Regions from separate parts of the Homo sapiens genome. Here region 2 is linked to region 1. Evidence: chromatin loops called from intact Hi-C (ENCODE). Cell type or tissue: PC-3. All regions are shown on one strand. Links, peaks and the distances in the headings refer to the core of each region. The heading gives the core; the rest is flanking DNA.

The links. Hi-C counts contacts between places; a loop is a spot of excess contacts. Peaks named below come from ENCODE experiments on the same cell type or tissue, not always from the same donor. Only the 100,000 strongest peaks of a DNase experiment are listed, where the experiment ranks them.
Region 2: a loop joins it to region 1, with 4 times the contacts of the local background. A loop is called at or near these places in 2 of 110 quality-filtered maps.

What each region holds. Positions count from the first base shown.
Region 1 is chr1:117,277,598-117,290,338 of GRCh38, reverse strand. No RefSeq gene overlaps it. Among named protein-coding and RNA genes, the nearest start is that of LINC01525, 11 kb to the left of the region's middle. In PC-3, for the core only: a CTCF peak has its summit at 5,550 (motif pointing right); a DNase peak (open chromatin) is centred at 5,558.
Region 2 is chr1:117,157,531-117,170,271 of GRCh38, reverse strand. VTCN1 (V-set domain containing T cell activation inhibitor 1) reads left to right here. Exons shown (of 6, transcript NM_024626.4): 2 at 101-165. Among named protein-coding and RNA genes, the nearest start is that of TRIM45, 42 kb to the right of the region's middle. In PC-3, for the core only: no CTCF peak of the experiment used is centred there; a DNase peak (open chromatin) is centred at 4,001; H3K27ac peaks cover 3,197 bases.

The sequences.
Region 1 (12,741 bases), core at 2,192-10,191:
GAACTAAACAGCATGGGGAAAATGTAGGGAGCATGTTTATGATAGAAACTTTTCTCTTCCTAGCCAAAGCCAAACAAACCAGCATACAAACCCCTCGATTACATGCAAGCTGTGGGAAGACAAGGAGGATGCAAAATGGTATGATTACAATGGTGAGGAGGTGATGGTGCAGGGCAGACATGATTGCAATTCCTGCTGGAGAAGCTGTGGCAGCTGGGGAGCAAGTCAGTTGCCCAGGTCCAGTGAAAAACGGGCATGCTAGGATGAAGGATGTCCTGGCAGCAGAGGCTCTGATGATTGGAACTCTCCATCTGTCCATTGAGTTTCCCCTCCAATGACTACAGATTTGTGGAGTTGCGCATGCACCCCTAGATAGGGGTTCTGGGAGACTTTTAGCTTTGATCATTTGAAACCTATGGATTTAATGTTTGTTGTATATTTTCTCTATAACTAAATCCCTCTCTACAAGTTATATCAATAGAATATATAATGTGGTTGGGCAAGCCACCACTTTTCCCATTTAGCAGCAAGTTGCATAAGTGCTTGTTCTAAGATGGTGATCATCTTTAAGCTGGTGACCTTCAACCCTCCTTTAGAGAGCTCTGTGACTTTGAACTTGATCAGTCCTACCCTTTATCTGACTCTGTCCATTGTGTCTGCACTATACTTACTCTTGAGTGTGAGTGTGTGTAAAATATAACATGCATACAGAAAGGTTTTTAAAATGAATATACGAGTTAACAATCTGTAAAATAAACCTCAGTGTAATCTACTTGTGTCAAGCCATAAAACATTACTAATAGCTGTAAAAACCTTTTCCTGATTGTAACCTCTCACTCTCCCTAAGAGTGAATACTCTCTTGATTTTTATAGTATTTACTTCCTTATTCTTCTTTGATAGTTTTAGTCCTAAAACTTGTTTAATTTTGCCTTTTAAAAAATTGTGTATAGAGCCAGGCTGGGTGACGTGTGCCTGTAATCCCAGCTACTCCAGAGGCTGAGGGGGAATGATTGCAAGAGCGTAGGAATTCAAGATCAGCCTGGGCAACATGGTGAGATTCAGTCTTAAAACAAAAATTGTATATAAAGTACATTATACAGTGTATATTCTGTACTGTTTGGCTCCTTTCACGTAATATTGTGTCTTTAAGATTCATCCTCTATATATCATGCAGCTGTACTTTTTTCCTTATTTCTCATAATACAGTATTTCATAGTATGAATAGATCACAATTTGTTATTTATTTCACTCTTGATAGACATTTAGGTTGTTTCCATTTGGAGTTATTATTCAGTACTGCTATGAATATTCTTAAACATGTATACTGGTGCACATAAACATATGTTTTATGAGGGTATATAACTTGGAGGTGAATTGCTGTGTCATAAATTATGCATATCTTGTATTTTATTTGATAATGTCAATCTGTTTGCTATAGTAATTGTGCCAATTTACACTTCCATCAACAACATTTGAGTTCTTGATGTTCTACAACCTTGAAAGCTTGGTTTGATACTCTAGTGAGGTATAGTGGTGTATCAGTATGGCTTTAGTGTACATTTCCCTGCTAACAAATGAGGTTGAGAATTAATGCTCATTTCATATTCATTATCTGTCAAATCTTCTGCCTGTTTTTTTTGTTGTGTTGTCTGTTTTTGTTTTCTTTTGACTGGTAGGTTCGTAGGAATTCTTTATGTATCTTAGATATGAACCCTGAACCCCTTGTTGATTACACACATTGAAAAATGGTGTTCCACTTTGAGGTTTGCTTTTTCTCTCCTTTAGTGATGCACTTTAATGAACAGAAGTTCTTGAATTTGATCTAGTCAATTTTTTCAAACTATTTTAATGTAGTCAACTTTTTCAAACTATTTTAAGTGCTTTGGGGATCTTGTTTAAGAAACCTTTCCTAATCCAGAATTCATAAAGATATTTTCCTATGTTATCTGCCAGAAGCTTTATTGTTTTACTTTTTCCATTCAATCTATAATCCACCTAAGAATGATTTTTGTATATAATGTGAGGTAAGTTTACTAACCAACTTTTGAAGGATTCTTTTATCTTTTGGAGAAGCTGACCTTCTGCTGTCCTGGTTTTACTCCTAAATTTGAGGCTAATCAAGGTGGTAGGTCTCCCAAACTCCTAACAGGTAAGTGATCTACCAGATCATCAAAATATCATAAAGAATATATACATATAATACAATTTATACATACAGTATGTATGTACATTCATACATAGTCATAATTATCTACCAAGAATAGAAAGAGGTATCCCTTTACAAGGAGAAAGAGATATAATGGTTAAGTGTGACTATGTTTTTGAGACAAGGCAGAAGATAAGAAATCTGAAGGACTGGTTATCAACAGAGAAATTAGGGATCTATTTATTTATTTATTTATTGAGACCAAGTCTCTCGCTCTGTTGCCCAGGCTGGAGTGCAATGGCACTATCTCGGCTCACTGCAACCTCCACCTCCCAAGTTTAAGCAATTCTCGTGCCTCAGCCTCTCGAGTATCTGGGATTACAGTGACGTGCCACCACGCCCAGCTAATTTTATTTTATTTTATTTTATTTTATTTTATTTAGACAGAGTTTCGCTCTTGTTGCTCAGGCTAGAGCGCAATGGCATGATCTTGGCTCACTGCAACCTCTGCCTCCTGGGTTCAAGCGATTCTCCTGCCTCATCCTCCTGAGTAACTGGGATTACAGGCATGCACCACCACGCCCAGCTAATTATATATTTTTAGTAGAGACAGGGTTTCTCCATGTTGGTCAGGCTGGTCTCGAACTCCTGACCTCAGGTGATCCACCCGCCTCGGCCTCCCAAAGTGCTGGGATTACAGGCGTGAGCCACCACACCCAGCCAGAAGTTAGGGATTTAATAGTTGGTAGGTATAGTGGACATTTGTTGTTTGTCCTGCCCAGAATAATATCGCGCTGCTTAAAGCCTTACTAACGTGTGCTTCATGAACTCAGGGCATTATCTGTCTTGCTCATCACCCTGTATTCTTAACGTTCAGCACAGTGCCTAGCACAATAGTAGCACTAAACAAGTATTTATTGAATAAATGAATGAAATACTCCTACTGTCATGATTCAAATGGAAGATATCATCTTTTGGTAGACCGCCTGCACAGCCTTAATAATAACTTTGTTGCATGCTTACTGTGTGCTAGACAAGATGCTAAATGATTCAAATTTGTCATCTCTTTTATTTCTTGCAACCATCTTACAAGATAGGAATGATTATTATCCCTATTTTATAGATGAAGAAACCAAAGGCACAGAAGAGTTAAGCAACTTGCATAAGGTATAGCTAGTAAGTGCAGGAGTTGGAACTTGAAATCACATCATCAGACCATAGAGCTTATGCTCTTAATCTTTCCATTGAATTGCCGTAGTGATTGATCTAAGCATGACCTCCTAACCCTCCAAGCTGAACCAGTAATGAGAAAAGCTAATGACTATTGATTACTTGCCTTGTGCTGGGTACCATATAAAATTGTTTACATATTTTCCTCATTTAATCGTGATATAAAACCTGTAAACCATTATTGTCCCCATTTTACAGATAAGGAAACTGAGGTAAAAGAGCTTAAGTAAATTGCTCAAGATCAATCAGCTAGTAGGCAGGGGAGCCAGTGTTTGAGCTCAAGCAGTTGGACTTCAGAACCCATACTGATACCCACCAGGCTATCTGCCTCTATTAAGACCTATTTCCCTTACCTCAGAAAGGTACACCTTGAAGAAGCAAGGCCAATCAGAGCCCTTCTCTGGGACCTTTGAACTAGAGACCATTGCTTTCTGGTAGGGAAGATGTGAAATTATGAGCCAAAGAGAGCCACCACCCCCATGAGGGGGCAGATCCCATCTGCAGTAGAAGAGTAAAGCTGACTGACAGAGAGAAATGCAAGAGGTGAAGGTGATAATCTTGATGGCTCTTTCATTCACCCTGCCCGGCCAGCTCTTCCTTTTGTTATGTGAGCCTTCCCATAAATTACTCCCCACCCTCCTTTTTATTCTGCCTAAACTAGTTCAAGCTGGGTTCTTGTCACTAGCAACCAGAATAGTCTCAGCTAACACAGAAGGCTGTGGTGTTCTCCCAAATGTGCTAACATTTATGAAAAAGCATCAAAGCCCTTTGGAGTTTAACACAAACTGTATTTCCTGACTTTCCATTTGATGCATGAATGAGGATGATGTCTTTTTATAAAAGTGCCTTCTGTGGGTTTATAAATGAATAATAAGTTGGATCTTCTTTGTTAAAGGCTGCAGCATCTTGCGTACATCTTTCCAGTGAAGCGGATGGCCTGATATATACTCTTCTAAACTAATTTTTTTTTTTTTTTTTTTTTTTTAGAGATGGAGTTTTGCTGTTGTTGCCCAGGCTGGAGTGCAATGGCATGATCTCGGCTCACTGCAACCTCCACCTCCCGGGTTCTAGCGATTCTCCTGCCTCAGCCTCACGAGTAGCTGGGATTACAGGCATGTGCTACCACGCCCAGCTACTTTTTGTATTTTTAGTAGAGACAGGGTTTCACCATGTTGGTCAGGCTGGTCTCGAACTCCTGACCTCAGGTGATCCACCCACCTCGGCCTCCCAAAGTGCTGGGATTACAGGTGTGAGCCACCACACCTGGCTTAAACTAAAAAAAAAACCTGCTTATCGAATATGTCAAAATGCAGGCTTTTTGTGATGGACAGCTCCTCTCAGCTAAACAGTGGTGTATCCTGGATTCCCACCAATACATGGTAAAATTATATTTCTTCACTGGGTTTTGAGACTATATAGCTCTCTAAGTCTCAGTCATCTTATCTACAAAATGGAGGGATTGGTCTGCAAAGGACCTTTAGGGCCTTTAGGGTCCTTTTCCCAACTCTAAGCTTTGTGGTTTAAAAAAACTTGAGGCTGATATCAACTCAAGAGGTACTAATGGTCATTTGCTTTGCGGACCTGCTGTTGGCTTAGGTGAGATGACACTTGCCATTTCAAAATGTGAAGATCTTTCTTTTTTAAGTTCACCTTTTCAATGTCTAGTGTCACATTTCCCCCAGAATATTCTACAGAATGGAATGCTAATCCTTGGAATTCTCTCCAATCAAGGAGTCATCGATCAAAAATTATATACCATATCCCCCTGGGAGATTAACAATTCACGTTATAAATTTAAAGGCCCTGAGCAATTTTTTAGTAAAGAAACCTGTGTAACTTATTTTACCCTAAGATTTTCCAAATACATTTAACCAAAGAACCCTTTCTACAAAAACACACAGTGATATCACATGTAGAACTGCTGGCTCAACATCTTCCCTCTGGTTCTGTACAGTAGAATAGATGTTATGACTGCCTTAGTGTGAGCATATTTAATAGGTAATAATGTTATATTTAATTACCCTATTTCCTGGGTGTAGCTTTTTGTGAATTGAAAAGTGATCACTAGGAGATTATTATTTGGTTCTATACTAGGTAGCATCATATATTAATTCTTCCCCTGAGCTCTAAATGGCTATAAAGATTCCCTTCAATTGACCAGAAGAGGGAAGCAGAGGACCTGAGATGGCATCTGAAGTCCCAGTAAGTGACTTGGGAACAAAGGAACACATGTAAGAAGATAAGGCAGCATCAGTTCAGGAGCTTGTCTTGGAAAGATCATCTCCCAAGCAGACTGAACCATTCACATTTCAACCACATCATCTTCAGAATGCGAAGGCCCATTATTGGAAGCCATCACCTCATACCATTATGCATTTCCTAGAGCTTCCATAGCAAACAGGTCTCCTTAAAGTCGGGGAGTACCAGGAGATCATCAGGATGGGGCTGATGGAGACATCAGAAAACAGTGAAGCAAGGCCAGTAGACCTGGAGATTGCAGCAACAGTTCCCAAGAGCTGGGGCTTCCTCACAGCTGTGTGTGTTTGCATCTTCTGGTCCCAAGAGCAGCCACTGCTCAGGTAGGCTCATAGCAGATTATTCACCTGCCAAGCCATTAGCCAGACATGATTTTAGAATGGCAGGCCCATTATCACCCATGTTATTTGAATTGGAAGACATGGTATTTGGGGTTGGGGGTAGTATTGGGCTTGGGCTCAAGGTTCTGAACACCCAAATCCTGCCTTGCCAGAGCTTTGCCCTTGTCCATGAGTGCCACAAGGGAGACATCATGCTCAGAGGACAGGGCCAGGCAAATGCATGCATTTTATAAGAATGTTTTGGCTTCAAATACTACCCTAGGCCATTGCGAAGCTAGGGATAACCACTGAAAGATTCTTTTTGTCTAATCTAAAGGCAAAATTAATGCTAAAACTAGGCCCTGGCTAGGTGTCTTGGCTCATGGCTGTAATCTTAGTGTTTGGGGAGGCTAAGTGGGAGGATCACTTGAGGCCAGGATTTCGAGACCAGCCTGGGAAACATAGCAAGACCCTTAAAATAATAATAATAATAATAATAATAATAATAATAATAATAATAATAATAAAATGTCCAAGTGACCGTCTTGGTACTTTCCCCCTAAGTTTATACCTCTTTCTCAGGCTTTGTTATTTTAACTTTGTGACAGCAAGAAAAGATGAATCCAAGGAAAACCATGCCAACGAAAGGAGAGAGAAATGAGCCTCTCTTTAAAATCTGGAGCATAGGTGGTATAAGTGTGCTTTTCGCACACCAGAGGTACAAAAGAGAAATTCCCAGGACATGAACACCCAAAAAAAGAATGTGGCCAATAAAATACCTTTGAACTTGACTCATCCTCATTACCCTTTTTATCACTCTCTTCCTTGGATGTATAGGTGGGAATTAATGGGGGAGAGTGGAGTGAGGTAAAGAGAATCGAGTGAAGACCGCAGAGGAGGCCATCCTCTCACTTGGCCTTCCTTCTCCTCCCACTGGCCTCCTCCTCTGCTCCTTTCTACCCTATGCCAACCTGTCAGAGCCCCTAAGCATAAACGTCAGAGTCACTGTGTTGAAATGTCAGTATCCATGCTATATTCTTTTGCACTTTGTTTCCCATCTCTTGGTGGTTCTGTAAGAATGAGAGAGGAGTTTTGGTGTTACTTGGTGGTATCACCCATCTTCTCCTCTGTGAGGAACCCAAGAATATCTGAGTCCTTAAATGGTCCCATCTTGCCTTTAGTGTCTCAGGGGAGTTCTGTGCCAGGAAAGGAACAGCAGGAAATGAGAATCAATGAATTATATGATTACTAGCTAAGTCAGCACCTGATAATTCCCAATGCAGCGTTTTCTGGTAAAAGATGAACTTGAGCATGTCTTAAGCCTCAGTGTGTAACTGGGATTTTTTATTTCTCTTCAAATGGAAATTTTAGGCATATTGTTTGATAGAGAGATCCAACCTTTGAGAGGAATACTAAATGCATTTACTCTCTAGCATCAGGTTGAGGAAGACCTAAGAGATCTTATGTCTGCTTACCACTGGGAGATAGGAAGCAGAAAATGCGGGAAAACAGGAACTGGGTGCTGACATTTTGAGACAGTGGCCCTGCCCACTGATTACTGGGGCCCAGTCAAAACCTTGGACTGTGATCAATTGGCTTCCAGACCTTCTTCCCTTGAGTAGAGGAGAGTAGGGGAGCTGCAGGGGATGTGAACAGAGGCAGAATCTCCCTCATGAAAGAGGGAAGTCCTCATAGGCAGGAAGTTTCCCTCACAGTTTTTAAAATCTGAAAAGAAGTCATAGTAGATTTTTGACTCCTAGGAAGGAAATCACCATTTACTGAACATCAATTATGCCTTCAGTCATGCTAGGCAAGTTTCATTTGTTGGTTTCTTAGTTGAAAGTAAAAAATAATTCTGACTTACTCAAAGCAAAAGAGGAATTTATTGAAAGGATATCAGGTAACTAATAGAATTCTAGCCAGTGGGCAAGCAAGCTCAGATACTCTGTAGTCAAAATCAATTCCAAAAATAAAACTATCCTATATTTGGCTGGGGAAGACTATTCAAGTTGGTTCATAAACCCACTGAAATGATAACTAATAATTTGGTTGCTACCAGGGATGACAAAATTTTATATGTACAGCTTTTACATTTCCCTTCTCAGGCCTAGAGTCAAAGATTTTTTTCTAAGAATCTCTGGTTCATTTGAATAGGAAATGGTATTATAATCTGGGTACTAGTGGTCTCATTGCTACTGAGTTTATCTTTTCTTTCAGGCCTTTTCAATGGATAGATATAATATATATAAATTATATAGTCATATATAAAGTTATATTACAAATATGTATGTGTGTGTGTGTGTATATATATATATGCTCATACTGATAGTTTCTACTCACATTTAGGACTACAGGTTTTTCACTTAGTCTTAGCTATCTTACATCTGTATTTCGTTTCTCCTATGTGAAAATTTTCAATTTTCAATGGTACTTGTTATTGGACTGAACTGTGTCTCCCAAAATTCATATGCTGAAGTTGTAACCTCCAGTGACTATATAGTTGCCACTCCATATCTGTGGATTCCACATCCATGGAGTCAATCAACTGAGGATCAAAAATATTTGAAAAAAATTATAATACAGTATTAAAAAATAACACAAATTAAAAAACCAATACAGTATAACAACTATTTATATAGTATTTACATTGTATTGGGTATTATAAGTAATCTAGACATGATTTGAAGTATATGAGAGGATGTAGGTAGGTTTTATTTAAATAAATAACATTTTATATTATATATGAAATACACTTTATATAAGGAGCATAAGCATCTGCCGATTTTGATATGGTGTGTAGCCCTGGAACTAATGCCCCATGGATACCAAGGGATGATTGTATTTGGAGATAAGGCCTTTAGGGAGGAAATTAAGGTTAAATGAGATCATAAGGGCGAGGCCTTAATCTGACAGGACTGGTATCCTTATAGGAAGAGGAAAAGTCATGTCCGGGTACAGTGGCTCACACCTGTAATACCAGCACTTTGGGAGGCAAGGGTGGGAGGATTGTTTGAGGCCAGGAGTTTGAGACCAGTCTGGGAAACATAGTGAGACCCTTGTCTCTATTATAAAAAAGGAGAAGAAGAAGAGGAAGAGACAGTGATCTCTCTCTCTCCTTCTCTCCCGGTGTGCAAGGAGGGAAGGCCATGTGAAGTCATGGTAAGAAGGTGGCTGTCTACAAGCCGGGAAGGGAGGCCTCACCAGAAACCAGCTCTGACAGAATCTTGATCTTGAACTTCTAGCCTCCAAAACTGTGAGAAAATACATTTCTGTTGTTTAAGCTCCTGGTCTGTGGTATTTTGTTACAGCAGCCCTAACACACTAATACAGTACCATAATTACTCTTTTCGCTTTATCCCACAATGCCCACATGATAATACCATTGCCACCACTAACAACATGATTACTGTGAGTAGTTTAACATTGTCCTATGTCATTCTTTTTGCTTTTAGGGTATATACCACTAGTGATATACAGTCAAATTACTATTTCTGAAAGTCACTTTTTTTTTTTTTTTTTTTTTTTTTGGAGACGGAGTCTCGCTCTTTCATCCAGGCTAGAGTGCAATGGCGCAATCTCGGCTCACTGCAAGCTCCGCCTTCCCAGTTCACGCCATTCTCCTGCCTCAGCCTCCCTCTGAAAGTCACTCTGACCAATCTCTCTCTATGTGGTTATGTCACTATTTAGATACATGTTAGGATTGTTTCCTTTTACTTTCCACTTTTAGGGATTGCTTTTTTTAAACTTTAAGTTTGTTTCATAATTATGTAAAATATTACATGATTCTAAAGTCATATCTAGAAGACATGCTTTCCTCATAGAATGCTAACATTAGCATCCTTATGCTCAACTACAACTCTGGTTTTTCAGACGATTCAGAATATATTTGGGTGGCTATATAGCAATCTTGGCCACAGTGTTAATTTATGTTTTCTCTCTGATGACTTTTTTTTTTTTTTGAGATGGAGTCTTGCTCTGTCACCCAGGCTGGAGTGCAGTGGCATGATCTTGGCTCACTGCAACCTCCACCTCCCGAGTTCAAGCGATTCTCCTGCCTCAGCTTCCCAAGTAGCTGGGACTACAGGCACGTGCCACCAGGCCCGGCTAATTTTTGTGTTTTTAGTAGAGACAAGATTTCACTATGTTGGCCAGGCTGGTCTCGAACTCCTGACCTCAGGTGATCCACCCACTTCAGCCTCCCAAAAAGCTGGGATTACAGGCGTGAGCCACGGAGCCCGGTCACTCTCTGCTTATTTTTATTTTCTTTTTCTTTTGTTTTTAATACTTTGCCATAATGTGCCTAGTTTTGGATTTATCTATTTTTATCCTGCTGAAGATTTAATGTATTTCTTGAATATAAAGATTTACATTTTTATTGTTTCTTAATAATTCACAATAATTTTATCTTCAAATAATTCTTTCTCATTTCTCCTAATCTTTCTTTTGGGAACTACAACTAATCATTCTTTCTTAGTCTGTTCTTCCTAACTCTTAACTTCTTTTTCATATTTTTTATCCCTTTATCACTTTGTGTTACATTCTGGTTAATCCTCTAAGATTTACCTTCTAGTCCATTGATTACTTCCTCAGTTGTGTTTACATCTGCTATCTAATTTTTCCTTTGAATTATAATTCCAACTACTACATTTTCTTTTATAAAAGTTTTTTTAAAAATCTATTTCCGGCCAGGCGCGGTGACTCATGCCTATAATCCCAGTACTTTGGGAGGCTGAGGCAGGTGGATCACGAGGTCAGAAGTTTGAGACCAGCCTGGCCAACAAGGTGAAACCCCGTCTCTACTAAAAATACAAAAATTAGCCAGGCGTGGTGGTGGGTGCCTGTAATCCTAGCTACTTGGGAGGCTGAGGCAGGAGAATTGCTTGAACCCAGGAGGCGGAGATTGCAGTGAGCCGAGATGGTGCCACTGCACTCCAGCCTGGGTGACAGAGCAAGACTCAGTCTCGGGAAAAAAACAAACAAACAACAACAAAAAAAACCATAAGAAACTATTTCCCTTTGTCACTTTCATTATTAATATTGTTATTAGAGACAGGGTCTCGCTATATTGCCCAGGCTGGAGTGCCTGGGCTATTCACAGCCACCATCATTGAGCACTACAGCCTTGAACTCATGGGCTCAAGCCATTCTTCTGCCTCAGCCTCCAGAATAGCTAAGAATACAGTTTAATTATTTAAAAAATACTATTTTTATAGTCTCTTCAGATTGTACTATCGTCTAAAATTTGCAAAGCTACTTAATCCTACTAGTCATTGAGTTTATTGACTTTCCTAAATAGGGCATGAGTTAGTTGCAGGGTAATCTTTTATTGTAAGCTGATCTTTAGTAAGGATATTTTATCCCTTTGGGCTCTCTTTGTCCTCTAAATCATAGGTTGGCAAACTTTTTCTATATAGGGCCAAATAGTAAATATTCTAGTCTTGGCAGGCTACACAGTCTCTGTCTCTTCCTCCTTCTCTTCTTCCTTTTTTTTTTTTTTTTTTTTTTTTTTTTTTTTTAGTAATAACCTTTTAAAAATGTAAAATCCATTCTTAACACACAAAGTCTACAAGAGCAGGCCATGGCAGTATTTGGCCCACGGGCCTTAGTTTGCTGACTCTGGCTCTAGACGTTGGAAATGCACGCTTCCCTCTGCCAAGTTGATTTGCTGGCTTCAAACCAGTTTACGTTAATTTCTTGGACTTGAGGATGCCTATGCCACCTGCGTAGTTTATATTTTGGTTTAAAACAGTCTTGAGGTTTTGGTTTTTAAAGGAATAATTTTTCCTCTGATCAGAGTCCTAGGCAGATTCAAATTTCCTTATTGCTCTTCTGGGCAGAGAATTTCTTGTTTCTAGTTCACTGGAGGGTACCTCTCAAGGTCCCCATTTTATGCAGTGATCTTAGTGATAGCTTACCACCTTAGGCAGGCCCCAAACCATATCTGTCCTTTCCCTGAATGATTATTAGAGCCAATATCTGGATTTGATACCCTCACTCCTGTCCCCAAAGTTATCACTATATTATTTCATTATTTCATAATTCTGGCTTTAAATTCCTTTATTGTTTACATATTATTGTTTTTCTTTTTTTTCAGCTTAGCTATTCTTTTAATTATATGCATCATATATCATTTACCATTTCTCCATATTGAGTGAAGCAAGGCATCCACATTAGTTTATTCCTCCAAGCTGCCAGAGTAACGCTAAATCAGAAAAGGTATTGAATTTTATCAAAAACCTTTATTCATTCATTGTGATTATAAGATATGTCTTATCCGCTGTGAAAAAATGATGTAACATGTTATATTAATATTTTTTCTAAGTTATCCTTGTATATCTGGAATGAAGATTTCTTGGTTATGAAGCATAGTCATTTAATATTCTGTGGATACAATTTAGTAGGTTTATGATTCCAGATGTATAAATAAGATTGATCTAAAGTTTGATATGCTTTTCTTTTTCCTGTTTCTTTTCTTTTTCTCTTTTGTATTAGAGTTATCCTAGTTCTGTTAAAAATTGTGTAGCTGTCTATATTCATTTTTATATCTATATGTGTTTTTAAAAATTATTGATTAGATGCTTATCTTTTGTACTTTTCCTCCAGAGTAACTCAATCTTGGATTTATCAATCTTATCTTTTTTGTTTGATTTTGCACTTATTTATCTTGGTTGTCATCTTCATAATTTTCTTTCTCCTTTTCAAAGAATTTTCTATGAATAATTAAAGTATTTTCATTTTTGCACTTCCTGCATCCAGTTCTCTAACTTGGGTATACAGTGTAGGTCATC
Region 2 (12,741 bases), core at 2,777-10,776, 120 kb after region 1:
GTAACTCATCTTATCCACAACAGATTTGTACCCCAGTTGCAAAGCAGCACATCAAGAGGAATGGAGAACTAATTTTCTGTTTCTCTCTCTCTTCCCGTAGCATAATTAGCATCATCATTATTCTGGCTGGAGCAATTGCACTCATCATTGGCTTTGGTATTTCAGGTATGTGATTTCTTGCATTACTACAATCTATTCACCCCTCACCATTAAACTCCTAATCACTCAGTGCGTTAGCATGGAAAGAGCCCAGAGCTTTGACCCAGAAAACCTCAGAGTATAGCATTCATTCTTCTACTTCTTGTGCTTTCTCTACATTAGTCAGTTAAGTCCTCGACTTCAGTGTCCTCATTTTTTATTATTTATTTATTTATTTTGAGACAGGGTCTGGCTCTGTTGCCCAGGTTGGAGTGCAGTGGCATGATCTCAGCTTACTGCAACCTCCACCTCCTGGGTTCAAGCCATCCTCTCACCTCAGCCTCCCAAGTAGCTAGGACTACAGGCATGTGCACCACCATGCCAGGCTAATTTTTTTATTTTTAGTAGAGATGGGGTTTCACCATGTTGCTCAGGCTGGTCTCAAACTCCTGAGCTCAAGCAATCCACCTGCCTCGGCCTCCCAAAGTGCTGGGATTGCCGGCCTGAGCCACCGTGCCCAGGCTAGTTTCCTCATTTTTGAGTGGGGAGATACTGTCAACATCACCAGTTAGTTGAGATAATCAAATGAGATGTTTATCAGTAGTCTATCTATCAGTCAGTGCTGAAGATGTCATTCTGGGATCATAGGTGAAGTGCTGCCTCTGAGCCATTCTGTCAGCGGTTGGCCTGGGTAGATGATTTCTTTGCAACGAAGCTTCAGCTGAAGTGTTAAAGAATATCAAGTCTTTGTACACAGGGGTCTTAGGTAAAGAGACAACTGGTCATGACTACTGTACCATGTAGGAAACAGATACCGCTGTAGCACAGATGGTTAGTTTCTGAACGTATCTAGCCAATGTCAGTTGCAGAAGAGTCTCTTCACTTTCCTCTTCTGCATAGGCCACTGCTCTGAAGCATCTTTTATGGATGCTGCTTTAATTTTGACACTGAATGAGTTAAGGCTGGCAGTTTTCTTCTCTGAGGCAAATTGTCTGCTCTTTTTTTCATAAACCACCTGACTCAGTCCAACACATTCATTTTAACTCAGTCTGTGACCAAAGCTCCGTAACTTTATTTTCTATATTCCAGTGGCCTTTCTGCCATGCTTCTCCAGTGTAGACATGCTGGCACTCAATACTGTCACAAAGTCGAAGCTAAGAAAACTTGCTAGAGTTGTGTTTGCTAGAAAAGACATTCATCCCTTCCCCACTTTCTTTGTCATCAATCATATATTTTTTAGGCCAGTTGTGGTGGTTCACGCCTATAATCCCAGCACTATGGGAGGCTGAGGTGGGAGTACTGCTTAAGGCCAGGGTTCAAGACCAACCTGGGCAACAAAAAGAGACCCTGTCTCTACATTAAAAATAAAAAAAGTAAATAACATGTGTATTTTATCTTCCATTCATTTTTTTCTATTGGGGTATTTGTCTTTCTCTTTTTGATTTGTAGGTAATTCCTTCTTTATCATGGATGCAAACTAGTTACAGGTATCACCAAATCTCTTCTACTCTACACTTTGCTTTTTTACTCTCTTAATGATGTTTTTCAATGAGCAGAAGTTCTTAATTTTAATTTTTATTGATCCTTTTCTTTATACTTGGAGCTTTTTGTAACCTGTTTAAGAAATCTTTGCCTATTCCAAGGTCGTGAAGATGTTCTTCTAGATTATCTTGTAGAAGCTTTATTGTTTTGTCTTTCACATTTATATCTGCAAACCATCTCAAGTTAATTTTATATGTAGTACAAGAGAGGGGTCAAGATTCATTTTTTCCTTATGGTATCCAATAAACCCAGCACCACTACTGAACACACTGTCCTTCCCCCACTTCCCTTCAGTACCGTCATGGTCGTAAATCACGTATCCAAATGTGTGGGGATCTGTTTCTGAATTCACTAGCCTGTTTCATTCTAATACTAATTTCCTATGTTAATTTATTTCTTTTCCTGTTCATAATCTTGGTTGTTTTCTCTCAACCAAGTTTCTGAAATCACTAGCCTGTTTCATTGTAATATTGATTTCCTATGTTTCTGTTTCTGATCTGTTTCTGAATTCACTAGCCTGTTTCGTTCTAATATTGATTTCCTATGTTAATTTATTTCTTTTCCTGTTCATAATTTCGGTTTTTTTTCTCTCTTTCTTTCTCTCTAGTCTTCTCTCTTTCTCTTTTTCTTTCTTCTGCTCTCTCTTTCTCTCTCTCTCATATACTAAAATAGATTTATAAGGTATTGTTAGCTTTATAGTAGTTTTGAAAGAACCAGCTTTTAGCTTATTTATATTTTCTCTGATCTGTATTCCTATTTTACTAATTTTGGCTTTTATCTTTATTAATATTCCTCTTCCTGCTTTACTTGGCCATCTTTCAATTCTTTTTCTACTGTCTCAAAATAAAGCAGCTCACAAGGAGTGTGAGTGCTTAAAAAAGCAGCTCACAAGGAGTATGTCCAAAAGGCCAATAAATAGCTTTTAGTAGATACTGCCATTCAATTTTCCAAAGTGATGAGTCAATCTACTCTTCACCAGCAATGCATGAGAGATCAAGCTCTCCACACCCTCACCAATACTGGGTGTTGTGGAATTTTGTGGTTTTAATTTCTGTTTCCTGGTGACAGAGACTGAGTACATTTTCATATGCAAAACATAATGTGGAACTACAGAAGAGCACAAAAGAGTAAGTTCTGTATGATTCTATGCATATGAAGTTCAAAAACAGGCAAATGGATCTCTGCTGGTCAAAGGTAGAATAATGGTTCTTATTACCTTTGGGGACAAGTAAGCAGGTAGCAGTGAGGAGGGGCATGAGGGCACTGCTGGGAGGGCAGTAAGGTTCTATTTCTTGGTGTGATGATGGTTACATGGAATAAAGTTATAATCATTCTTCAAGCTGTACAGTTATGATGTGTGGATTTTTATGTTTGTATACTTCAGTACAGACATACAAAAACATTTGTAAATGTATATATAAAAACATAAAATGCATATAATGTCATGTATGTATATATACATTTTATGTTTACATACATATATATTCTTTTTTTTTTTTTTGAGACAGTCTTGCTCTGTCGCTCAGGCTGGAGTACAGTGGCATAATCTCGGCTCACTGCAGCCTCTGCCTCCCAGCTTCAGGTTATTCTTCTGCCTCAGTCTCCTGAGTAGCTGGGATTACAGACGTGCACCACCACACCTGGCTAATTTTTTGTACTTTTAGTAGAGATGGGATTTTGCCCTGTTAGCCAGACTGGTCTCGAACTCCTGACCTCAAGTGATCCACCCACCTCGACCTCCCACAGTGCTGGGATTACAGGTGTGAGCCACTGCTCTCTGATTTACATATATATTCTTTATAAGGAAATAAAATATAGACTGATAAACCAAATATTTTGGAATAACTTTTAAAGATAGTAATGCTAAAGTACATTTTGGTACCTTCCTCACTAAGGCTTAACTCTTTTTTTCTTTTTCTTTCTTTTTTTTTTTTTTTGAGACAGAGTAGCTGGGATTACAGGCGCGCACCACCACACCTGGCTAATTTTTTTGTATTTTTAGTAGGGACAGGGTTTCACCATGTGTAGCCAGGATGGTCTAGATCTCCTGACCTTGTGATCCACCCGCCTCGGCCTTCCAAAGTGCTGGGATTACAGGTGTGAGCCACCGCGCCAGGCCACTAAGGCTTAACTGTTAATTATAATTTACCCTATTCCTGATCTTATACATCACCTTCAACTAAAACCCTAGTATTTATTTGTCACTCTAAATCTTGATGACTAAACTTTCTTGGACCTAAGGCTCACTGGCTTTGCATCAGAACTCTTAAGAGAGTTGTTTATCTTTTGGTTGTTAGTGGTGTTGACTCTCCTAGCAAGAATTTTCACAATATCATAACTTCCCTGTGTTAGTCAGGAGGTTTGCTACTTATATCTTTTCCTGTTGCATAGCGACAGCCACCTCAAGAACTGTACTCAGCTCCTTGAATGCACAGGGTGCTCCGTAAGTGCTTTTTGAATGGACAGTTGGATGGATGCATGGAGGTGTGAATAGATGGAAGTAACAGTCTGCTCAATCCAGTAATGTACCATCAAAAATTTAAAACTCTACTACTGCCAATAAAAAGGTGTTCTGCCTCCTTCCCATTTCACAGGGTGACAGCTGGTTATTTGGATAAAATGGGCAGTTTGTTAGTTTAATACTGTTTAGTTGGATTTTTTCAATTGCCTCTATTAAAAGGACTATAACCTTTATCAGAGATCGTATTATCACATTTTAAATGAATTCAATAAAATATTAGCTGGTTTAATATATAAGACATTGAAATTAAGCAAATAGCGTTAAGCAGATGATGATATGTATTAGGCCGTTCTTGCACTGCTATAAAGAAATTCCTGAGACTGGGTAATTTATAAAGAAAAGAAGTTTAATTGGCTCACGATTCTGCAGGCTTTACAGGAAGCATGGTGCTGGAATCTGCCTGGCTTCTGGTGAAGCCTCAGGGAGCTTTCAGTCATGATGGACGGCGAGGGGAAACAGTCATGTCATATGTCGAAAGCAGGAGCAAGAGGGAGAGAGAGTGGTGGGGAGGTGCCACATAAGTTTAAACGACCAGATCTCATGTGAACTCAGGGCCTGAGAGCTCACTTATCACCAAGGGGATGACCCAAGCCATTTATAAGGGATCTGCCCCAATGACCCACACACCTCCCACCAGGCACCTCCTCCAATATAATATAATTGGGGATTATATTTCAACATGAGATTTGGGTGAAGACAAATATCTAAACTTTATCATGATGATATCTTTTGAATCCTTTCTTCATGCACTTCACTGTACTAAATAACTTTGCATGCATGATTTGCCTTACTACACACAACAAATAGGAGGTAGATGTTATTACTATGATGAGATGAGAAATGTGTGGAAGGACACACAACAGTCAGCAAGTGAGCATGGCTGTATTTCAAGCCTTGGGAATTTGTTTCCCGAACCTACACTCCTACCCATCACCCCATACCAATGACAACGTTCACACAGAGTTGTAGTGGAGAAGGGTGTTTTATGGTTTGCCTTGCAGGCATGATTCCTGAGACCACAGCTTTTGAAAACATAAAACTTTTCCCCAATACAGAAAGAAATTCTATTTCTTTGTAACTCTCCTGATGCTGTATATGCCACCTTCTCATAGCCATCCTCCTCCTTACAAATTCTAAATAAAAACCCCAGAAAACATAAAATGCATTTGCGGTGGACCATTTGAAAGAGAGGTTGAGGGGTTCCAATCAGCCCCTGGTTAAAGGACAACCCTTGTGGATAAGCCTTCGAGAAGGAAGGAGACGTGATGGAAAGGCCCCTAACCATACCCAGCCCAGTCCCTGCGCTATCACGCACCCTCTGACTTTGAACAGCTCTGTATAATGGAAGAATCTCAGAATCAGAGCCATTCCAATCTCAGCGCTCACACTAACTGTATATCCTTTGGGATACAACTTAAATGTTTCCTCATTGGTAAAATAGGCAGGGTCATTGTGAGAATTAAAGGAGAGTCCACTCACACACCTGTGTGTGATAAACAGCTGCCATTGTTATTTATATTGATGCCATCAATGCTTTTAGTAAAAATCTGCTATTATTAACGCATTCATATAGCACCTCCTAGGAACTGCACAATTTCCTGGTCAACCAGGAAAGGCCTCCTTTGAAGCCACAGGATGCTGCCTCCTAATAATTGTTACAAACAAAACCTGGAACTGTAACATGTGTCCCGTATCGCCCCCGCAACCCCACCCCCCTGCCAGAACTGGGAAGCTGTTGAAAGACCAAAGAATGACTTAGACAAGTCCAGTTTGGTGAGTAAATGAGTTTATTAGGACTTACATACAGGGCACTCCTGGGTGGCAGCAAGACAGCCCTAGAGATCTGTGCCATCTCCCATATCTAAGCTGCTTTTAAGCTGGTTTTCTGGCTCTTTGCCTGCTGTGTGTTTGCAATGAGACTGTTTTTCTTGGTGTGTTCTCAGATACTCTCTGGGATGTTTAGGTTCTCAGGGACATCTGCTCCTCAGCTGGGCACCAAGGCCTTGGCTTACCACCCAGCTGTTGGGGTTCAAGCAGCAGACATACACCCCTAAATAACCTGGTGAGTGACCTATCACACTACAGTAATGCTCCAGCTTCAGACATTGGATAAACCGACTAGGTGTGTGCTGATAACACCAAAATGGAAACATTGCACAGTTTATTTAGAAAATATTTGATCTGTCCAAAAAAACCTTCGAGTCATCTGAGAAAATAAACAGCTGTGGGCCTTTCTTACACTTATTTTGTGGTTTTTAGTTGTTTTGATTTTTAAGTGAAGTAGGGATATCTTCTTATTGGGTTGGCACTCTACATGTCTCAATCTGGCCCTGGGTATCAGCAAAATATGGTAGAAAGGGCATAGGCTCAGGGCCAGACCAGGTTGTGTTTGACCCTGACTCTACTAACAGCTAGATCCAAGGCATTCGGCAAGCCATTTAACCTCATGGAGTCTCTATCCTCATCCATAAATGGGTATAATGGTCATTCTTACTCTCTCATGGCTTAAAATGAGTCTCTGTAAGCAAACATTTAGTGAAATGTTGTTTTCCTTACCTCCTGGGGCTCTGATCTGCAATCTTTCCAAATGATTGTAGTTAATAATGGTTATTAATATCAATACTGATTTAAGGTTTAGCATGTGGCAATTCAGGTACAATATTTAGCACTTTACCTGCATTGTATCATTAAGTCCTTTCAGGAACCCTCTAAGGGAGCATCCCCATTTTACAGATTTTAAAAAATGGTGAAATAAAGGGTTAGAAAACTTGACCAAGGTCACATATCCAATAAGTGGCAGAGCTGGGACTTCAACCCAGGCAGCCTGTACCTGTGCCATGTTCTCAAACACCATGTTCTGCTGCTTTCCTACATTGTTCCCGTATCTGGCCTTGCCCAGTGTCCTTTTAAATTTCTTCTCACGGAAGCAACTGTTCTCCCCACCCCACCGTCTTCTTTGGCAAGAGTGACACTCACAGGTTTGACCCCAAGGTTAAGCTTTGCATTTCGACCTTGTAAGCCATGTACTGTGGTGCCCATCTGGACAGCTGAGTTTTAGCAGATGCTGGTGACCATCTGCTGAAGACATCTAGCATGCTCTCTATGCTACTGGAATGTACGAACCTGTCTTTCTGAGTCATTTCAAAGGACAGCTCATTTTCCAGGTTTTATCCAGCGCTGTGGGCTGCCCCAGCATCATAGTTTCTGTAAAGAATCCTTGTCTTGTGTTACCTATACCCCCACTTCAAGATATTCCTACTCCTACAACGGAGCGCTGATTGAATAGTACTCCCACTGTGTGAACCCAGAGCTGCTCAGGTTTCGTCTTGCCCCTGCTTTAACAGCCCCACTTTCCTCATGCAGACAGGAGCTGTGGTAGTTAATTAGCCCTCACAAGCTGGATAATTAATTTTCAGTAAGTGGCTCAGTCTTCCAATTTTAAAGGGGTTTAATGAAATCTTAGAGGTAAATGAAATGCTTAAAATCTGTGCCCATTTAATAGAATTCTCTATCAATAGGTACCTGCCTCTAGCCCATCTCCATGGGGTCCTTTTGTCCTTTGACTCAACAAGTCACACAAGAATCTCTGGTGGAGTGAGTCTCTGTCTCCAAAAAATAAAAAAAAAAGAATCTCTGGTGGTCAGTAGGCCTGGAGAGTCATAGGAGGCCAGATGGCATAATCCTCCTTGAGCCTATGTTTGTTTGCAAGTCTGAATAGTTTCTTTTCTTGTGAGAAGTAATATTTACATGTGGTTGCTTGCAAATTAAATTTTGTCACTTTTAACAATCATTTATTCACTTAACAAACAAGTATTTTATTGACTGCTTTCTGGGTGCAAAGCAATGGCTAGGTCCCTGTGGTTTTTTTAAGTTCTCACTGGCTCTTATTTCTCTTCTTTATTTGACATTGGGGTGGAGGGGATTTAATCAACATTACACTCATTCCATCTGCCACATCATTAATGCAACCTTAAATGACTAGAACCTGCAGCAGGTCCCTAGGGCATTCCACAGCTGCCTACTTTTAATCATTAACTTCTCTGGGAGATATTTCAACGGATTCCCTAACTGTGAGCTCAAGGCCAACATATTAAAATTAATTCAGTAATACAGTTGCTGAACTAAGGTATGTCATTACCATTTCATTCTCTCCATAAACTGTGCTAATCATGTATTTTTTCTGAGAAGTAATCTTTCAATTCAACTTTAATGGCACTTTATCAACAACCATCAAATTTACCTTTGCTGTAACATAGTTGTATTTGATTCATGATTTTATTGTGAACCTCTCAGTATTTTTATTGCCTTCCTTTTCATTGGATCACATTTCCCCAAAGTTTAGATGTGGTAATCCTGCCAAACGTCCCTTACTCCTACAATAATTTTAGCCTATCTCAAACAATGCTTTGATTTCTACTGATTTCCATTTATTTATTCATTTATTCATAAACTCAGCAAACATTATTTTTCTCTGCAGAAACATAGCTCTAGGCACTACAGGACTTACAGATAGGATTAAGACAGTTTCTGCTCTTGAAAAGCTCACAAACTAGTTCCAGAGATAGATTAGAGACCAGGTAGAGGGAGACAGCTGCTATAATAAAGGCCAAAAAGACAAAAAGTTACAGGAAAGTAAAGAGAGAATCTACTAATTTTTCCTTTGGTGAATTAAAAGAGGATTTCATGGGAGGGCTGCCATCTGAACGGACTTTGAATATAAGTAGAATTTGCATAACTGGTGTTAAAGAAGTGTGAGCTATGAATTAATAGGTACAAGATGAACAGCAGTGTGAAGGCGCATAGTGTAATTGTGTAACCCATGCTAGCCTGGGATGCCTTGGATATCATTCTCTAAGTAACAATACTTGCAAAGCAAACTGAATCTTTAAATCAATGTTCAAGAAAATACCAATGCAGGGAATGGAGGTGTGTTGTGTTCTTATTACACAGCAAAAACTTCATTTTGTCCTCTTTCATAATTCGTCTCCCAGATCTCCCACAGGAATGGCCATGCATGGCAGCTGCTTCCAAAGTGTCTTTTCTCACGCTCTCAAGCCTCCAAAACATCCTTCCAAACCAGGCTATGTACTTGTTTTTGTCTCCTCTTCCTCCTTTTCTAGCTATAATTTTTCTTCCATCAGTAGCCTTCTGTTCTTTCTGCTGCAAATCCATCTAGATTAGCTTCTCCAGTTCTCTTCCTCATTCATTACCCTCATTTACTTTGTAGAGGTCTAGGAGTCAATGAGATAATTCCAACCCCTAATAGGCTGGAAGAGGAGAAGAGCCAAGGATATCCTTATGTTGATAATGTTTACCTCTCACATTAAAACAACAACAACAACAACAACAAACACGTCTGCTTTGTTTGTATGTTTTTTATTTAAGGCAGAAAATCAACAAATAATTTGATACAGACAGACAGAATGGACTATGAAAGGATGTAGTTGGAGAGAAGGCTGCAAAGACAGCAATAAGGGCTAATATGTATGGAGCATTTACTATGTAGCAGGCAGTGTTTAGCTTTGAAGTCCAGGCTGGAAAATCTGAAATCCATTCCACAGCTCTTAGGAACCATTAAAGATGAGTGATTAGAAAACAGATATGTTCAAATTGTACTGTAAGAAGGTCTACCTGTAGGATTAATGCATGTAAAATGGATTGGATGGAGGCGAAGATGAAAGGTAGAAATACCAATAAAGAAGCTGATAAGTCCAGTTAGGAAGTGCTCAGGACCCGTTATGTTGGGCTTTTTTGGCTGTAAGAAAGAGAGACTTGTGCAGGCCACTTTAATATCAGGTGTTGTTTAAAGGATGTGCAGAGATTAGGACAGGAACTAGACCTGAACACCCCAGGATCCAAGACAGCTCTGGGGATGAAAGACTCTTTCCATTTTTCTCTCCCATGGTCTCTCCCCCATACTTCTTTGTGTCTCCTCCACTCTCCTCTTGGGCTCCAAGGCCATCTGCCCTTAGTTTCATATCCAAGCCACAGAAAGAGCCTCTCAAGAAGATTCAGTTAATTAAATCACCCCAATAGGTGTCCTCAGTCAGCAGCCCCCAGTGTACAATGAACAGCTGATTGATCCTTCCTTGACTGGGTAGGCTGTAGGCTGGCCAAGTGAGGAGGAAGCAGTTGGATACAGCTGGCACATAATTAATATTTCTACTGGTGGTATGTCAGTAGAGGAGAGGGTGGCTTTCATTTTAAACCAAAAATCAACTGAATTAAATACAGTTCTTCATTATGCTATAGCTAGCACTGTAAACTTGATCAAATCAGTTATTTTCTCACTGCCTTAGTTTCTATGTCATTCAAACAGAAATAAAAGTTACAGCACTTTAGAATTCAGCATTTTTCAGAATGACTAGGCCACATTTAGTTAACATGAGATTTCACTTCTGTGCTACTTCTGGTTAACTGAGAATAACAATACCTTATATGTGTAATTACAGTTTGCAAATCAGGTTAATATCCATTTGATTTGATCCTCACAAGAAACCTTTAAAGTAGGTGATATAGTTTGGCTCTGTGTCCCCACCCAAATCTCATCTTAAATTATACTCCCATAATTCCCATGTGTTGTGGGAGGGACCTGGTGGGAGATCATTTGAATCATGGGGGTGGTTCCCCCCATACTGTTCTCATGGTAGTAAATAAGTCTCACAAGATCTTATGGTTTTATCAGGGGTTTCTGCTTTTGCATCTTTCTCATTTTCTCTTGCCACTGCCATGTAAGAAGTGCCTTTCACCTCCCGCCATGACTCTGAGGCCTCCCCAGCCATGTGAAACTGTTAAGTTCAATTAAACCTCTTTTTCTTCCAAGTCTCGGGTATTTCTTTATCAGCACTGTGAAAATGGACTAATACAGTAAATTGGTACCAGTAGAGTGGGGCACTGCTGAAAAGATACCCAAAAATGTGGAAGCAACTTTGGAACTGGGTAACAGGCAGAGGTTGGAACAGTTTGGAGAGCTCAGAAGAAGACAGGAAAATGTGGGAAATTTTGAAACTTCCTAGAGACTTGTTGAATGGCTTTGACCAAAAGCCTTATAGTGATATGGACAATAAGGTCCAGACTGAAGTGGTCTCAGATGGAGATGAGGAACCTGCTGAGAACTGGAGTAAAGGTGACTCTTGTTATGTTTTAACAAAGAGACTGATGATGTTTTGCCCCTGCCCTCGAGATTTGTGGAACTTTGAACTTGAGAGAGATGATTTGGGGTATCTGGTGGAAGAAATTTCTAAGCAGCAAAGCATTCAAGAGGTAACTTCGGTGCTGTTAAAGGTATTCAGTTTTATAAGGGAAGCAGAGCATAAAAGTTTGGAAAATTTGCAGCCTGACAATGTGAAAGAAAAGAAAAACCCATTTTCTGAGGAGAAATTCAAGCTGGCTGCAGAAATTTGCATAAGTAATGAGGAGCTGAATGTTAATCCCTAAGACAATGGGGAAAATGTCTGCAGGGTATGTCAGAGGTCTTCATGGCTGCCCCTCCCATCACAGGCCTGGGGTCCTAGGAGAAAATAGTTTTGTGGGCCGGGCCCAGGGTCCCCATGCTGTGTGCAGCCTAGGGACTTGGTTTCCTGTATCCCAGCTGCTCCAGCTGTGCCCAAAAGGGTCTTGGGCCATGGCTTCAGAGGGTGCAAACCCCAAGTCTCGGCAGCTTCTATGTGGTGTTGAGCCTGTGAGTGCACAGAAGTCAAGAATTGGGGTTTGCGAACCTCCACCTAGATTTCAGAAGATGTCTGGAAATGCCTGGATGCCCAGGCAGAAGATTGCTGCAGGAGTGGGGCTCTCATGGAGAACTTCTGCTAGGGCAGTGCAGAAGGAAAATATGGAGTCGGAGCCCCAACACAAAGTCCCCCTGGTGCACCACTTAGTGGAGCTGTGAGAAAACAGCCACTGTCCTCCAGACCACAGAATGGTAGATCCACTGACAGCTTGCACTGTTCTTCTGGAAAAGCAACAGACACTCAATGCCAGCCTATGAAAGCAGCTGGGAGGGAGGCTGCACCCTGCAAAGCCACAGGGGTGGAGCTGCCCAAGACCATGGAAACCCACCTCTTGCATCAGCATGACCTGGATGTGAGACCTGGAGTCAAAGGAGATCATTTGGAGCTTTAAAATTTTGGACTTGCATAGGCCCTGTAACTACTTTGTTTTGGCCAATTTCTCCCATTTGGAATGACTGTATTTACCCAATACCTGTACCCCCATTGTATCTAGGAAGTAACTAGCTTGATTTTGATTTTACAGGATTATAGGTGAAAGGGACTTGCCTTGCCTCAGATGTGACTTTGGACTGTGGACTTTTGAGTTAATGCTGAAATGAATTAAGACTTTGGGGGACTGTTGGGAAGGCATGATTGGTTTTGAAATGTGAGAACGTGAGATTTGGAGGGGCCAGGGATGGAATGATATGGTTTGGCTGTGTCCCCACCCAAATCTCATCTTGAATTATACTCTCATAATTCCCATGTGTTGTGGGAGGGACCCAGTGGGAGATCATTTGAATCATGGGGGCAGTTTCCCTATACTGTTCT